Regions from separate parts of the Homo sapiens genome. Here region 1 is linked to region 2. Evidence: chromatin loops called from intact Hi-C (ENCODE). Cell type or tissue: PC-9. All regions are shown on one strand.

What was found. A loop is a pair of places that touch in the nucleus more often than their neighbours do. Peaks named below come from ENCODE experiments on the same cell type or tissue, not always from the same donor. Only the 100,000 strongest peaks of a DNase experiment are listed, where the experiment ranks them.
Region 1: it touches region 2 in a loop (13-fold over the local background); 88 of 110 quality-filtered maps call a loop at or near these places.

What each region holds. Positions count from the first base shown.
Region 1 is chr11:17,597,986-17,600,485 of GRCh38, reverse strand. OTOG (otogelin) reads right to left here. Exons shown (of 56, transcript NM_001292063.2): 31 at 789-815. Among named protein-coding and RNA genes, the nearest start is that of OTOG, 52 kb to the right of the region's middle. In PC-9, a CTCF peak has its summit at 1,371 (motif pointing left); no DNase peak of the experiment used is centred here; H3K27me3 peaks cover 933 bases.
Region 2 is chr11:17,978,585-17,981,084 of GRCh38, reverse strand. The region is part of intron 8 of SERGEF (secretion regulating guanine nucleotide exchange factor); the gene reads left to right. Among named protein-coding and RNA genes, the nearest start is that of SERGEF, 33 kb to the left of the region's middle. In PC-9, CTCF peaks have their summits at 1,133 (motif pointing right), 2,013 and 2,216 (motif pointing right); a DNase peak (open chromatin) is centred at 2,240.

The sequences.
Region 1 (2,500 bases), 380 kb after region 2:
AAAAGTCTGGGCCTCTGCCCACATAGGCCTGCTCCTGGCAGCACAGTCCCTGGAGGAGGGTCGGGGATTGGAAGTCAAAGGCGAACAGCACTGAGGACCAGATGAGCATCTCACTCTACCAAGGTCTGACCCTGGCCCAACTGGATGAAGTTCGGTGCTAAAAACTACTCCTGGGCAGCCCTTCTCTACCCCACCCACCCAATCCCAGTGATTAAATTGATGAATTGGCTCTAAACTGGACATTAACCTCCCCTGGGTCTTTGGTTATGACCTGTGTTTTCACCCTCGTTAATCTAAATGTCAGAGCATCTCCCGGAACCCTGCAACCTTGGCTGAGTTTGAAGATGAATGTGGCAGGCCACATGTTTTGTTCCACCCATAGTCAGAAAGGGCAGTTTGTGTCTGCTTTTGCCAAAAGCTAATCTTCGGGGAACCCAAGGTGATGTTCTGTGGGCCTGATGAGCTAGATTATGAAGGCGGAGGAGCTGGCACATAAGTGAGAATGGGGTTTTTCCTTCCTGGTGGGGCTGCCCTGCCGAGCACAGTCCCCGGGAGCTGGCCTGCCTGGGCCCCGGACAGGGGCTGCAGGAACTGCTGAGGATAGAGGTGCAGGACACCCCTGGGCCCTTCACTGTCAGGGCTCTCTCTGCATGATGGGGGCCCTCCCATTCCGGGTCACGGCTCTTCCAGGGCCAGCAGCGCCTCGGGATGGCTGATGCTGTGTGGCGTCAGGACAGGGCTGGCAGTGCCTGAGCCCCTGAGACTCTGCGTGGGGAGGAGGGGCTTACCTTTGTTAAAGAAGTCACAGTCATACGCTGAAAGAGAGAGAACAGGAACTTCCTGAGAGCCAGCCCAGAGCCTGGAACAGACAGACAGAGCCAAGGCTCCCAGCATCCCAGCCTCCCTTCTTCCCCAAGTGCTGGGCCTGGCCTGCCTCCCACATGTCAAGATTTGGGAATGGTCATGGATGCAGATGTCTTAAGTGGAGGAAAGAGAATGGCTCCTCTCTGGGCCGACAGCACGAGGCTCAAAGACTGGCACACAGTAGGCACCTCAGCGATGTGTCAAGTAAATGAACAAACGAATGAATGTTGAAAAGAAGCAGGTGTATTTTGTGTGGCGCCAAAGAGCAGGATTAGAACCAAGGAGTGGGAGTTTTAATCAGAAATGTTGCGGAAGGCCCCCAGAGGAATGCAAGCACAAGATGGAGGCTGGTCTTCCAAGAGCCTTCGGTGGGAAGGGGACCGGGAGCCCCCAGCATCCCCGGCTTCTTCAAGCCCCTTGCACTGCAGAGGCGCTTCCACCAGCCGAGCTGTGAGAAGCTCCCGCAAGCGTGAGCTCAGCTTGCCCTCTAGTGGTCATCCCCAGCACCACACCCTGTTCCCCTAGCCCCTCAGCTGCAGATTCTCAGTCCACTGAGGTGTGCCTGGGACCTTGCAGGAGACCCCTAAAGCCAGCAGCAAAGCCATGAGGAGCCAGGCGGATAGACCTGGGATAAAGCTTAGGAGCAGCATGCTTCACACATAGGCACGGTCTGAAGAGAGCCACCGACTCACTGCACACCCCAGACCACAAGGTCAATGCATCTGGGGTCACCCTCCAGAAAGAACACTAGGAGTCAGGAGACAGGCCCGCCATGTGGCTAGGGGCACGTGCCTGCCTCTCCCTCCATCTGCAGACTCAGAAGGCTGAACCAGAAAATTAGAAAATCTCCAAGTTTCTGGTTTCCAGGGTATACCCAGTCAAGGGGTGGTAGCCGAGAAGAGTCATTAAAAAGCCAGCTCTCTAGAGTCAGACCTGAGTTCAAATCCCACCTCCCTCACTCATCAGCTGTGCATACTGGACCAAATTACTTAACGTCAGTGAAATTTAGTGCCCTCCTCTAAGGTGGGACCGCTACGTACATCTGCCCCATAGACCTGCCAGGGCCTGGACCAGGGTAAGGCAAAGTGCTCATCTTGGATGTGAAATTTAAGGGGCTACCAAAAATCTCAGTAATCAAGATAAATACTATCTTAATGCAATATTTTTAAAACATCAAAATTAATGCAAAAATATCCATGATAAATAAAATATTACAATTTAAAAATAAAGACAAGATCATTAACAGTCTCCCACTGAGCCAGAGTAGAGACTGAGACAAAAGGAAACATTAATACTATTGATCCTTTGATAGTTTGTTCATCACAGTATTTTTACAGCAATTTTTATTTTACAGAAATATTATATTGAAACATTATTTCTCTTGATTACTGCATTTTTGGTGCCCCCTGAAACTTTGTACCCCAGGTAAGCACCTCAATCACCTCCCCCTAGTCTTGCATATTAAATGAAGTAATGCACATAGGCACAAGGCCTGGCACACAGTGGACCCTCAGCAAGTGTCCTTCTGCTCCACCTTCTTCCTTTGGCGTCTTGCCTGCAGGCCTCAGGGCTCTGGACATGTCAGTACCGGGTGTCCATGAAAAAATGACAACAACCCCCACATTAGCACAGGGCA
Region 2 (2,500 bases):
TGTGGGTGAAGTTGGTCAGGGAAGGGTGTGAAATTGTGGTTGGGCTTTGGGAAGGTCACATTTTAATAGATGGAGAGTTTGACTTGCTTCTCTTGCTTTCTCTTTGTCCTCTGGCAAGACACTAAACTCTCTGGTCCCTTTCTTCCATCTGGCCAATACGTTTACATAATAATCTTTAAGGGTCATTCCAGCTCTGAAATTCTATCCTATAAAAAATAAAACTGGCCTAAAGAAATAGTCATGGATGTATTCAAAGATTAAGTATAATGCCATTTACTGCAGCCTAATTTATAATGACAAAAACAAAGGTATGGAAACAAATAAAATTGAAGAGAGATTGGTTAAACAAATTGTGGCAGAGCCATATGTTGGAATATTATATTGTCATTAAATAGAATGTTTTAGAAGGATATTTAATGACAGGAATACGCTCGTGGTATAGTAAGTGAAAAGAATGATTAACCATACTGTAACTTCTAATTTGTTGAAAGAAAAAAAGAATGTTTCTGTAGAAAAGACTAGAAGGAAATGGGCCAGGTGGGATTATGAGTGAATTTGTTTTCTATGATGAATTTTGAATATTTTCAATTTGATTATAGCTCCTATAAATACTATTTTAAAGTTAATAAGATCACTTACCCCTCAGTGCAAGAGACTGGCTCCTTTGCCATCTATTCCCATGTATATATGTCCTTGACAAGTCACTTGCACGGGCCTCAATTCGGAGGTTGCATGGAAGAGAGGCAAGATACTTTAGCAGGAGGCAGGAGAGTGGCCATCTATTTTTGGCTCGGTCATGAGTCAGCTTTGTGACTTTGGGTAAGTCCCTCCTGAATATCCCTGAGCCTCAGTTTCTTCATCTGAAGAGGGGAGTTGGAGGTCACAAAAGGTCCTTTAAGTTGCAAAATATATTTGTTCCTAAAGATGGATAATTTCTCCACTATTGTGGAACTGGCTAAGAGGCCTCTTTGGCTTCTTGAGCCTGGCCTCTTTCTTTTCTCTCCCGCTCCCCTGCACTTGGGCTCTGCTGGCTGCAGGCTGATTTCTTTCATTCAGAGTTCAGGGTGAATTGGAGTAGAAGTTGAGTGACAGGGTCTCTGCGCAGGTAGGGTGTAATGACAGCACTGAACCACTAGAGGGAAGCATTGTTTGATTACTTTCCCCTTTCCCATTTTTTAGCGGCTGTGTCTGCAGGTGAAGATCAGTCTTGATTTGCCTGGGGGTTTCAAATTCTAGCATTTTAGAATTAAAAGGACTTCGAAGATCATCCAGTAAAACCCTAGTATGCTGCAGATGTGCGATGATAGAGGCCTGGAAAAGCAAGCGACCTAGTTAAAGTCACACAATGTGCTTTTTCAGGGTCTACACTGTAAAGGAAGGCTGCAGACAGAGCCAAGGGTATGATCAGTTGAGTCCACAAAGAATAGACAGGTCCCATGTTGTGCAGAAACCTAAAGGATCTACTTGTATACTTGCATTCACTGAGCGCCTCTGGCCAGGTGTTAAGAGGCCTGGAGATAGAGAAGAAAAGATATAACCCTGCCCGGAGGAGCTGCTGTCTGGCAGGGGGAAGCTCACACAAACACACAATGCTACCCCAGGTGTCTTCCCCACTATTTGGTGGTCTGCCTAGTCTAGGATCCAGGCTGTGGTGGTGGCTTGGAGCCTGGTTTATGGAAGACCCTGCAGGTGTTCTTATGAATGATCACCTCCAAGATTAGGGAGATACATTGGATACCCCAAGTTTGTATTTCCAGTTAATTTCTGCAAGCAGTGCTCAGCCTGTTCACGTGCCATGCCTTACTATTTCTTGAGGTTTGCGAGGAATCCTGGCAGTTTTTTCCCCACCTTCAAACAGCTTTGTTCCTTGGCTCTAGGCTGACTTTATTTTTGGTTTGCAGGTACCCACCAGCCCTAAGCATTGTGGCAAAGTGAAACCGTGTACTGGCCTGGGAACCAGGCAGCTCTGTGATCTTATGCAGGTTACCTTCTGTCTTTGAGAAGGGAGGTCATGTTCTCAGCTGCAGCTGTGTCATCTCTGCTAGAGAGATGAAGCGTTATCATTATATTTGGATTTTGTGTTTGGCTGTGAATACCCATTGATCTGTGGTCTAGAGAAGTGTAGCATGTGTGCACCTGAAGCAGAAGCAGGAGTCACCCTCTGAAGTGGGTGTATTCGACAAGGGGCTGGGCCTGCAGGGCCACCAGATGGCAGCAGTAGGCAGCCAGCTAGCCTTGGGATGAGGCTGGTAGAGTCATCATTCGGAATTAGTAAGGTCAGAGCTGAAAGGGCCCCTGGAGGTCACCCAGGCCTTCCCTGTTTTTGTATGGATGGGAGAACCTAGGCCCAGAAAGGGAAAGGGTCTTGCATAAGGACACACCCTGAGTTAATAGCTGATAGTCCTTGCTCTTAACAGGAACTGATATGGATCTGACCTCTAGCTGGCTGCCCCATGGAGATCCAGGGGACAAGGGCCAGTGAGCCAGCTGTGGGAGAGGA